Linked DNA regions of Homo sapiens: all the other regions are linked to region 3. Evidence: chromatin contacts called from ENCODE Hi-C or POLR2A ChIA-PET data. All regions are on one chromosome and are shown on one strand. Each heading gives the region's core, a stretch centred on a gene start or an enhancer-like site at or near the end of the contact. The rest is flanking DNA. Distances are from core to core; before and after follow the strand shown. Region 1 holds the start of RASA3 (RAS p21 protein activator 3). Region 2 holds the start of UPF3A (UPF3A regulator of nonsense mediated mRNA decay). Region 3 holds the start of ING1 (inhibitor of growth family member 1).

Region 1 (3,355 bases), core at 512-3,011, 3.4 Mb after region 3:
CTTCTCACACTCCTCAGACTCGCTGGCTGAGCCAAGCAGCCTTGGCTGAAGGAAAGAGCAGCAAACTGACCCCCACGGGCCGCGACCTTTCCCCACCCAGGCAAGGCGACCTCAGGCACTTCAGGGAGCGCCAGCTCTGGCTTTCTTGTATGAAAGTGACAGCGGATTTAAACCACATTAACAAAAGAAATCCCTCCTCTCTGGACTACTCAAAGCGGAAGTGCTGCCACATCCTAGCTGCAGCGCTTCTGGGCCAAATATCAAGACAGTGTCTCAGCGATGATCCGCAAACCAAAATAAAGCCGACAGGAAACAGCCCGCTGGTTTAGGGGAGCTGGAATGCCTCCGGCAGCATCAAATGTCATCAACAACTGACACTCAGCCCGTTCCCGGAGGCCTCTTCACACGGGAAGAGGCCGGCTGCGAAGTGCGGCTCAGTGGGGGAGAAGGACCGTGGGGACCGCGACACTGCAGGCCCTGGAAGCCTCTCCAGCCTGAACCGCGCTGTGGTCCAGCACACTCATGGCATGAATATGGAACAGTCACTCCAGGAAACGGTCTTGCTCTGGGGGAGGGGGAGGACTTCCACATCACTCTCCCAAGATAAAACAACCAGGGAAAAGCAGATCCCTCCAGATAAACCAGAAGTCCAGACACAGCCTCCTCTCCGGAAACGCCTCCGGGAGCCCACTTCAGAAGCTGCTGAAGCCCAGAGAAAAACCGCAGCCTCGCAGGCCCTGGTCGCCACCAGCTCGCCCGCCACTTCTCAGTGGAAAGGGACGTGGTGCCGATGGGTCCGGGGTCTCCCCGCCCCGCGGGAGCCCTCAGCCAGAACGCCCCACCAGCACACACGCACACATGCACACACACAAACGCGCGCACACACACGCGCCCACACACAAATACACACGCGCGCACACATGCATCCACACACAAATACGCACCCACACATGCACCCACAAACGCACGCGCACACACACCGCCCACACATGGACACACAAACACAAGCACACACAAACACGCGCGCACGCAGGCACAGACGCGCGCGCACAGCAGCAGCAGCGCGCCGGGGCCTCACGCCCCTGGGGAGAAGCGTGAAGGAGCCTCCACATTCCCCGGAAAGGAAGTTTCTGGGCGCAGCGGAGAAAGGGAGATGCCGAGACCCCGACGTCAGTGGATTTGACACCTGAAGTGCAGGCGCCCAGACAGCCTCAGGCGCGCGCACTCCTGCAAACACGCGGGGCACACGCTCGGGCGCACACGCGGACAGACGTCCCTCGGCGCAGGGACCCCACCTCCTCCGCCGCTACCAGGGACCGGGGCCGCTCCGGGCGCAGAGGAGGCGCAGGGAGCCGCGTTACCCCGGAGCCGACTCGACCCAGCCCGAGGCCCGGGGAGGCGGGGAGGTGGGGAGGGGCCGCGGAGCCGGACCAGCCGTTCTCCGGGGAGCGCGCCGCGCCTGGAGGGCGTCTCCGCCGGGGTCCCCAGCAAGGATCTGCGGAGGGGAGGCGGGCGCGGGAGAGGACAGGGTCGGGCCGGGGGGTCGGACGCGTGGCTGCCGGCGGACACTCACCGATCTTGATCTTCACGCTCTGGAAGACCCGGAGCCCCTCGTCCTCCACCGCCATGCTGCGCGTCCGCGCCCGCCGAGCCTCGCCCCAAGCGCGCGCCGAGCCCGGGCAGCTCAGGCCGAGCAGGAGGAGCGGCGGCGCCGGAGCCCCGAGCGCGGCCGAGGGTCCGCCCGCCTGCAAGACCGCCAGTTGGCCGAGGGCGAGGGCGGGGACCGGGAGGCTCCGCCCGCGGCCCGGCCCCTGCTCCCAACTGGCCCGGGCCCTGCAGGGGCGGGGTTGGCAGGGACGGCGCTGGCGGGTGGCGGAGACCCGGGGGGCGCAGGGATCGGCTTCCCCCGAGGCCTCGGCCCCCGCCCCCGCCCCGCGGATTGGCCGCTGAGCGGAAGGGACCCCAGCGGGCTGCCTGGCGGAAGAGACGAAGGAAGGTCGCCGGCGCGGCCCGGGCCCGCTGAGCGAGGCTGAGCGATTGACTCGCGGACGAACTTTGCCAAGAGAAGTTCACGTACAACGATCTGGCAGGGGAGGAATCCCGCGCCCAGCCCCAGCTCCTGAGATGCGATCCGAAGGCACCTGCTGCAGACGCACGAGGGGGGCGGGGACACATACACGCACACACAGCCCCCCACCCCAGACCTCCGGCATGGGCAGGTCCCCCCCCCAAGTCCCCCTGCAGACCCCAGCATGGGCAGGTCTCCCCCCCCCCAGTCCCCCTGCAGACCCCGGCATGGGCAGGTCTCCCCCCCCCAGTCCCCCTGCAGACCCCGGCATGGGCAGGTCTCCCCCCCCAGTCCCCCTGCAGACCCCGGCATGGGCAGGTCCCCCCCAGTCCCCCTGCAGACCCCGGCATGGGCAGGTCCCCCCCCAGTCCCCCTGCAGACCCCGGCACGGGCAGGTCCCCCCCCAGTCCCCCTGCAGACCCCGGCACCGGCAGGTCTCCCCCACCCAGTCCCCCTGCAGACCCCAGCATGAGCAGGTCCCCCCCCAGTCCCCCTGCAGACCCCAGCATGAGCAGGTCCCCCCCCCAAGTCCCCCTGCAGACCCCAGCATGGGCAGGTCCCCCCCCAGTCCCCTGCAGACCCCGGCATGGGCAGGTCCCCCCCCAGTCCCCCTGCAGACCCCGGCATGGGCAGGTCCCCCCCCCAAGTCCCCCTGCAGACCCCGGCATGGGCAGGTCCCCCCCCAGTTCCCCTGCAGACCCCGGCATGGGCAGGTCCCCCCCCAGTCCCCCTGCAGACCCCGGCATGAGCAGGTCCCCCCCCAGTCCCCCTGCAGACCCCGGCATGAGCAGGTCCCCCCCCCAAGTCCCCCTGCAGACCCCGGCATGGGCAGGTCCCCCCCCAAGTCCCCTTGCAGACCCCAGCATGGGCAGGTCCCCCCCCAAGTCCCCCTGCAGACCCCGGCATGGGCAGGTCCCCCCCCAGTCCCCCTGCAGACCCCAGCATGGGCAGGTACCACCCTTACCTCCCTTTCTTCTGTCTCGAGGTCTCCTCCTCCCTGACCTCCTCTCTGAGGAGTATGTTTGTGTGTGTGTATGAACTGTAGGTGTGTATATGAACTGAGACTACACTCCCTCCTCTATGTTGCAAAACTTCATTGCACCCAGTGCCACACACACACCCTACACATATATACACACATACATATACCACACATACACTACATATACATATACATACACATAGACACCACACACAGACACCACACACATACTACACACGTGTACACACATACATATACACACATATACACACACCCTACATACACACACCACATATACACATGAA
Region 2 (3,798 bases), core at 94-2,593, 3.6 Mb after region 3:
TATCCTAACCTAGTAACATGACTAGAGGTAAAATTAAATATTGAGTTAGATGATTGTTTAATATTTTAAAACCAGAGGGAAGACATACAAATAGATTGAGAGCAGTTTCTTTCTAAAGATAATCAGAATATATCTCCTATATTTTAAACACTGCAGGAACAGTCAAAATTTTAAAATAAATGGTTTCCACATTTTTTTATCCCCATCTCTCCCCCTGACTATATAGTAAAATATTTTATTTGGCAACCACGTTTTCCTACTTTTAATCACACATCATCAGAGCTTTTCATCAGCCTAACTAGTCTTCCTACTCACTGAGTTGTGACGAAAGCCTGGTCTAGGCACTTTTACCACGGCCATGTTTTTGTTAAGATCCCTGCAGACTGTGAACTATGAAAACCAGCCCCTGGCCCCGCTTGTGGGTGCTGCAGAGCCGCGTGTGAACTGCTCCTAGGAAACCGCGTCTCTGGGCAGGGTGGCTCTCGGGCCGTGGATCCGCCTAAAAGCTTTTCTGCCAGTGACGCCCTTGGTCTCTGGATGTGTTCACGCCTCAGTGATTTTACTCTCTGGTTTCTTGTGTGTGCTTGAGATTCTTGAGAGAAAGCGTGCTGCAGATGAAAAATGCAGCCTACATGAAAAAGAGAAGGGGAAAGCCATTTTAAAATAACTTCCATGTAAGTTACTGTAATCAAAGTGCTGCTGCCTGTGTGTTCATAAAAAAATATGTGCAAGGGCCCGGAGCGGTGGCTCATGCCTGTAATCCCAGCACTTTGGGAGGCCGAGGTGGGCGGATCACTTGAGGTCAGGAGTTACCGAGACCATCCTGGCCAACAAGGTGAAACCCCGTCTCTACTTTAAAAAAACAAAAAAATTAGCCAGGGGTGGTGGCGCGTGCCTGTAGGTCCCAGCCACTCAGGAGGCTGAGGCAGAGGCTGCAGTGAGCCGAGATCGCGCCACTGCACTCCGGTCTGGGCGACAGAGCGAGACTGTCTCCAAAAAAATTAAGAATTCAAATGTGAACCCGGCTTTCATGGCGCCCCGGCCACGGAGAGCCTGGGGGAGTGGGATAAAAACGGTGCTGGGATGGGAGGGCGGCTTGTCCGCGAACTCCTCCCACCACGCCCGGACCAAAGCCGCCGGCGCCCCGCTTCCGGGGCCGCCCTAAACCGCGGCCGCCGCTCCCTGAGGGGCCGCCTGACCCGGCGGAAAGCCAGGCTGTGTGGCCGGAGGTCACCACCCCGACCCCGACTAGTCCCGCAGCGCCTGACCCCTTCGTGGGCGGCCCCGACCGCCGCGGCTCGAGGAGGGGCGGGGCTGGGGCGGCCGAGCTCTCGCGAGGTTTCGTCGGGGGCTGGCGGCTGCGGCTCGGCGGAGAGTGCGGCATGCGCTCGGAAAAGGAGGGGGCCGGAGGCCTTCGGGCGGCCGTTGCCGCGCGGGGCCCGAGCGGGAGGGAGAAGCTGTCGGCCCTAGAAGTGCAGTTCCACCGCGACTCGCAGCAGCAGGAGGCTGAGACGCCGCCAACTTCGTCCTCCGGTTGCGGGGGCGGTGCGGGCAAACCTCGCGAGGAGAAGAGGACGGCCCTGAGCAAGGTGGGGACGGGGGCGGGGCGCGCAAACCTCGCGAGGAGAGGACGGCCCTGAGTGGAGGGAGGGGAGGGAGGGGAGGGAGGGGCGGGGGCCGGGCCTCCCAGCGCGGTACGCGGTGCCTTTTGAGCTCCTTGTCCACGCTCCGCCCCGGTGGGAACGGCCGCGCGCTCCCCGCAGGTGGTCATCCGCCGCCTGCCTCCGGGCCTCACCAAGGAGCAGCTGGAGGAGCAGCTGCGCCCGCTGCCAGCACACGACTACTTCGAGTTCTTCGCCGCCGACCTGAGGTGAGGCCCGCCCCGAGGGGAGGAAGAGAGGGCGGAACCCAGAGCTCGGCGGCGGTGGCCGTCTCGTTGCCTTACGTTCCTTACCCTGATTTCTCCTATATGGGAGTCGTGTGAGCTTTTTGAATAAATACATTTCAGTAAAACGTGTCCGTTCCGTCAAAGAAAAATACCACCAACAAAGAAACACAGATGTGGTTTACATGAAAAATGCGGATGATTTTCAGACGGCTAACGCTTAGGAAAGCGGGTGCCTTTGAAAGGACCAGCGTTGCCCGCCCGGCGCCTCCCGGGCTTCCCTGCTCGTCCGCGGACGGGGCGCTGCGGGGCCGGGGGGCGCCGGCTCTTCCTGTGGCCTCCACGCTGGTGCCGCAGCCAGTGCGGTTTTAAATACCGGAGAAGGTCCCCAAGTCAGGAGAGTCTCTCGGCGCCACGGGTTCCTCTGGGAGTGCGCCCTGGCCTTGCCTTAGGGTTTCAGCCTCGGAGGACCGGTTCTGGGCAGTGGAGAAGGGACCTGAGTTCTGCCTTGTAAAGTTAACGTTTTGCGTTTGTTTTTGCTAAAGAATATCCAAGTTGTTACAATTAACTGAGATGATTTGGCACAAAAGTTTTATCTAAAGTAGTTTGTTGTGCCCAGAAAAGGAAAAAGAGGCTAAATTAATGGACTATTGTATTTTTCACTGACCATTTTCACTGTTATCTCTTATTTCAGTCTTTATCCTCATCTCTACTCAAGAGCATACATTAATTTTAGGAATCCTGATGACATCCTTCTTTTTAGAGATCGTTTTGATGGATATATCTTCCTTGACAGCAAAGGTTGGATTATTGGTTTTTAAAAATCTATTATAATCTGTAGGTATACTAATGAAGTATTGCTAGAATATTCGTGCTTTTTAAATTATTATTATTTTTTGAGACAGGGTCTTGCTCTGTTGCCCAGGCTGGAGTGCAGCAGCCGCAATCACGGCTCACTGCAGCCTCACACTGCGGCTCAAGCAATCCTCCAGCCTCCTAGGTAGCAGGGACCACAGGCGTGTGCCACCATGATCGGCTGATTTAAAAAAAAAATTGTGTAGAGACGGGGGTCTCACTGTGTTGCCCAGGCTGGTCTTGAACTCCTGGCTTCAAGTGATCCTCCCACCTCAGCCTCCCAAAGTGCTGGGATTACAGGCGTGAGCCACAGCATCCGGTCTATTTGTGCATTTTAATTAAAAAGTTCTCAGACTAAAATAAGTTTATAAATTTTGATTATGTTACTGTAATTATGTGCAGATATTAAAAATTGAAATTATTTAATTTTATTATTTAATCCAAAAAAATTCCAGAAATTCTGTGTAATAGTGACAGCCTATTTATGTATTATCATCAGAGAATGAAGGTTTTCATGAGTGAGTTTGTTGCATGAGAGAACTTGATCTTTTTAGGTTCTAAAGCTAAACTATTTTACCTGATAGGAATTTTCCAAAATGTACACTGACTTCTATCTTCCTAAACAGCATCCTTCATGACTGTACCATTTATGATAATGTCACCAGGAAGTCACTGCTGTTAAACAGCTTTGCCTGCGGAGACAGCAGTCTTCAACTCTACTCTCAATAGTTCCCTTATCAGTACTTCTAGGGTTCTGCTTTCATCTTTTTCCTTCTCTTCTCCTGTCAGGCTGTCTGCTGTTGTGTTCCTGGCTGTCAAGTTTGTATACCTTTCACAGCAAGTTGTTTTCTGCCCTCCCCTCCCCAGCCACCCTCTTCCGACTCCACGTGTTTTGACACTGATGAGTGTTTTCTTTTTCTCCAATGAGGGGTAAGGACTAGAAAGATTGTTAAAAAAATAAGCATTAGCCAAGCTAGTTCCTGTGACTAGAAGCAAATGTGATGCTTGAACTGACCTTTGTGTTCATTGCTCATTTATTCAGTAACTTACTGAGTTTC
Region 3 (3,646 bases), core at 1,147-3,646:
CTCCTAGGTTCAAGTGATTCTGTCTCAGCCTCCCCAATAGCTGGGACTACAGGCACGCGCCACCATGCCCTGCTAATTTTTTGTATTTTTAGTAGAGACAGGGTTTCACCATGTTGCCCAAGCTGGTCCCGAACTCCTGATCTCAGGCAATTCGCCCGCCTCGGCCTCCCAAAGTGGTAGGATTACAGGCGTGAGCCACCGCGTCCGGCCAAGTGTTATAGTCTTTTGTGCAGACCAAGTAGTGGCCAATAAATCTTGTAGAAACTAAAGTACTCATTTGCTTTTAACTAGGCCAAGACTAGAATAGCGTGATCTGTAAGTAAAATAACAGCCATTTCCCCAAATATCAAAGCCAAAGCTCTCCTGCTGTGTAGGTGAGATGAAGGGGCTTAAAAGTGAAGATTAAATCCACTTCAAAGTGTAAAGAGTATCCATCCATTTATCATTGCAGCAACGTTGCAACGTGAACAATCCGATTCCAAATACAAAACAGCTTAATTCAGTCTCTTTGCCGTACTCACATCCATAGCACAAAATACCCGGCAGGGCCCTGGAATGAGCACCACTGCGGTTAATAATCTACTCTATAAATACTGGACGAATCCAAATTTTTACTGGATTACACAGAATACGTTTTTAAAAAATCCAAAGAGTTTTAGATGTTACAACAGGGTTCCATCAAATACCACGTTTCCAAATCTTACCACCAGAATGTGTATCCATTTCAACTGCAATTATTTTGTGTCTAAAACTGTGTACTCTGCTTTGCAACAGGATAAACCCGGTGGATAAAAGCTGAAATCCGACCCTGTCCTAATTAAGAGGCTAAGAAAAATGGAGAACCGCGCTGGCGTGGAGTTGATACAGAAACACTGCAAGGGCTGGGGACAGGGCTTAGTTCGTGGAATACACAGGCAGCACCACCAACCCGGCTCTCCGGAAAAGAGAAAGTCCAGTGAGAAAGGTGAAAACTGACAAGGCACCGTTCTCCGACTTGCTGAAAAAAAGACAATGCAAATAGAGCAGGGTCCAAGGCGGAAGAAAATCAGAGAAAAGCAGGCAGCCAAGCGTGGCGAACACAGCTCTCGGGGCCACCCCGGAGGGGACCCGCGGCGGCCGCAGCGGGGCGGAGGCCGAAGCCGAGGCCGCCCCGGAACCAGAGAGCCAGGCGGGAAGTGCACAAAGGCACGAGGCCACGCCCAGGAGGGGCGGGCCCTTTGGCCGGAAGGGGGGGGGCCGGCGCGCGGGGCCGGTCGCCTAGGCAACGGGCTCGCGTGGCGTCCAGGCTTCTCAGAAAGCCCAAAATCCGGGAGCTTTGGGAGGGTAGAGGGGCGACGCGGGGGAGGGCGGTCCGGGGAGCTGAATGGCCTCAGGACGCCGGCCGACCGGGTGTCTGCATACTGTGGGCGGCCTTTCCAAGTGTGGGGAGCGGCCTCCGAGAACGGTGTCCATGACACAGGGCGGGAAGAGATAAGGCCTAGGGAAGGCGCCCCTCGGGCCTATCCACCTCTTCTGGGGCTCGGCACTAGGAAGCAGCTTCCCTCTCAGGCCCCTTTGTCTCCAAGCCGTTCCAAACTGAGTACCGGGAGACGACACAAAGGGAGGGCGGTGACGGATGGCGCAGGCGCGGGAGCCGCCTAGGCTGCTGGGAGTGGTGGTCCGGCCGCGGAATGGGTAGGTCTCCCGCGCACTCTGCGGCCGCAGCTCAAAGGACACCGAGAGGGTGCCAGTGCGCATGCGCCGCCACTTCCGCCCGTGCCCGGCCCTCCCCTTCCTTCCGCCTCCCGGAGGACTTGGGTTTCTAGTAGTAAGAGTCCGGGGGGCATTACTCACGGTCTCCCCGCCTCCTCTTCATCGTGATTGGGCTGTCAAAGTGATGTTGGCAAGTAGATTGGCTACTGCGGTTGCCAGTTCTGTTTCGGGCCCTACTTATACTGCTCTGTGGGGCGGGGACGAAGAGTCAGGGGCTGAGGAGCGAGTTGCGGTAGTTGCTGTGTACCATGGTCTCGGAGGTTTCTGTCCCGCGGCCCGTTAGGTCCTGGTCGGGTTTTCAGCGAAGCAGGCCGCTCCCCTGCGTTTCCCAGCGGGCGTGCTGTGCCGCCCAACAGGCTCTGCCTCCAAGTGCCAAAAACTCCTAGTAAAGTTTGCGCCTCGCCCGCCGTCCACACCCCAGCGGCCCTGACGCTGTCCCCTCCGCGACCCTCGCCTCTGGAAAAAGTGACAGGCAAGGCCACGCCCCCGCGAGGGCCGGCCTGGAGCCCGCAGCCCCCAGGGCCTGGGACGGTGAGGGGCGTGAATGCGGCGGGGGGCGGGGCCGTTGCCGGGGGAGGGGGCCGGGGCGCATGCGCGCTGCGCAGCGGGGCTGAATGTTTCCCAAGTGTTTGAAACTGGTATTTGGGTTTTCCACGTTGGACAAGTGCGGCTCGGCGGCCAGCGGAGCGCGCCCCTTCCCGCTGCCCGCTCCGCTCCTCTCTTCTACCCAGCCCAGTGGGCGAGTGGGCAGCGGCGGCCGCGGCGCTGGGCCCTCTCCCGCCGGTGTGTGCGCGCTCGTACGCGCGGCCCCCGGCGCCAGCCCCGCCGCCTGAGAGGGGGCCTGCGCCGCCGGCCGGGGCGTGCGCCCGGGAGCCACCGCCACCGCGGCCCGCGCCCTCAGGCGCTGGGGTCCCCGCGGACCCGGAGGCGGCGGACGGGCTCGGCAGATGTAGCCGCCGGGCCGAAGCAGGAGCCGGCGGGGGGGCGCCGGGAGAGCGAGGGCTTTGCATTTTGCAGTGCTATTTTTTGAGGGGGGCGGGGGGTGGAGGAAGCGGAAAGCCGCGCCGAGTCGCCGGGGACCTCCGGGGTGAACCATGTTGAGTCCTGCCAACGGGGAGCAGCTCCACCTGGTGAACTATGTGGAGGACTACCTGGACTCCATCGAGTCCCTGCCTTTCGACTTGCAGAGAAATGTCTCGCTGATGCGGGAGATCGACGCGAAATACCAAGGTACGGCCGGGTGATGGATGGGCGGGGGCGGCCGCCTCCTTCCCGGCGGGTCCGGGCGCGCCGCGGAGCCGGGCCGGTCCTGCCGTGGACCGGAGGAAGCGGCCGGCTCCGCAGCGGCGGCCCTCGGCAGGGGCAGGAACAAAAGGTCTGGAGCGCCTTTGATTCGCCAAGGTCCTTGTGTGCAAAGCCCGGGACACGGAGGAGGAAGGAGGCGCGAGAGGTCTCGCTGCAAGGCTGCGCGACCAAAGCGCTCTTTGTAGTGAAGTGATGAGGCGGGTGCTGCGGGGGAGGGGGCGGCGGGTCCAAGCCGCGTCCTCTAGGAGGGGGTGCAGATTACGGCGCGAGATGGAGGGATGTGCCGGCGCCTGGGGCTATAGGGCGCCGAGACGGGGCTGCAGGAGGAGGGCGGCTGTGGGCCGGGGTTCCCGCGGACCCGGTGCCTCGGTCCCGGGCAACGCCGTTCCTCTGGCCCTTCTTCGTCGCCCCCCACTCAGTCCCGAATCTGAGTGTTACATAAAGTACCGGGTAGTACTCCGCTCGGGGTAGGTCGGCCGCCCCCGCCCAGCCCCCTCCGGCCCTCACTTGGAGCTGGACACCGAGTAGGGGCCGACTGCGAGGGGCGACGCCGCCGGTTGTAGTTTGCGGAGGACGAGGGCTTTTCTCT

The links. Hi-C counts contacts between places; a loop is a spot of excess contacts on that map. ChIA-PET counts read pairs that join two places held with the same protein, here RNA polymerase II (POLR2A). Pooled maps may share reads with other maps.
Region 1: a pooled map shows a loop between it and region 3 (11-fold over the local background). The contact joins the promoter of RASA3 here to the promoter of ING1 in region 3. A Hi-C loop is called at or near these places in 4 of 37 single-sample maps with no recorded cell type and 12 of 50 pooled maps.
Region 2: a loop to region 3 is called in a pooled map, with 22 times the contacts of the local background. The contact joins the promoter of UPF3A here to the promoter of ING1 in region 3. A Hi-C loop is called at or near these places in 4 of 50 pooled maps. POLR2A ChIA-PET finds 5 or more read pairs at or near these places in 2 of 52 experiments (A673 and BJ).

What each region holds. Positions count from the first base shown.
Region 1 is chr13:114,130,862-114,134,216 of GRCh38, forward strand. RASA3 (RAS p21 protein activator 3) reads right to left here and starts at 1,762. Exons shown (of 24, transcript NM_007368.4): 1 at 1,574-1,762. The coding sequence starts at 1,628. LOC107987192 (a long non-coding RNA gene) reads right to left here and starts at 142. Exons shown (of 2, transcript XR_001750050.2): 1 at 1-142. RefSeq lists enhancers at 188-687, 858-1,485 and silencers at 1,278-1,937, 1,968-2,067.
Region 2 is chr13:114,280,258-114,284,055 of GRCh38, forward strand. UPF3A (UPF3A regulator of nonsense mediated mRNA decay) reads left to right here and starts at 1,344. Exons shown (of 10, transcript NM_023011.4): 1 at 1,344-1,589; 2 at 1,764-1,870; 3 at 2,580-2,686. The coding sequence starts at 1,383. It overlaps LOC105370384 (a long non-coding RNA gene), which reads right to left and starts at 812. Exons shown (of 4, transcript XR_007063887.1): 1 at 1-812. RefSeq lists enhancers at 572-871, 1,325-2,012 and silencers at 1,092-1,361, 1,592-1,771, 2,152-2,361.
Region 3 is chr13:110,711,304-110,714,949 of GRCh38, forward strand. It overlaps ING1 (inhibitor of growth family member 1), which reads left to right and starts at 2,397. Exons shown (of 2, transcript NM_198219.3): 1 at 2,397-2,982. The coding sequence starts at 2,847. It also overlaps a transcript of CARS2 not described here. RefSeq lists enhancers at 824-913, 1,514-1,563 and silencers at 1,054-1,393, 1,067-1,235, 2,234-2,583, 2,594-2,783, 2,944-3,233 and 2 more.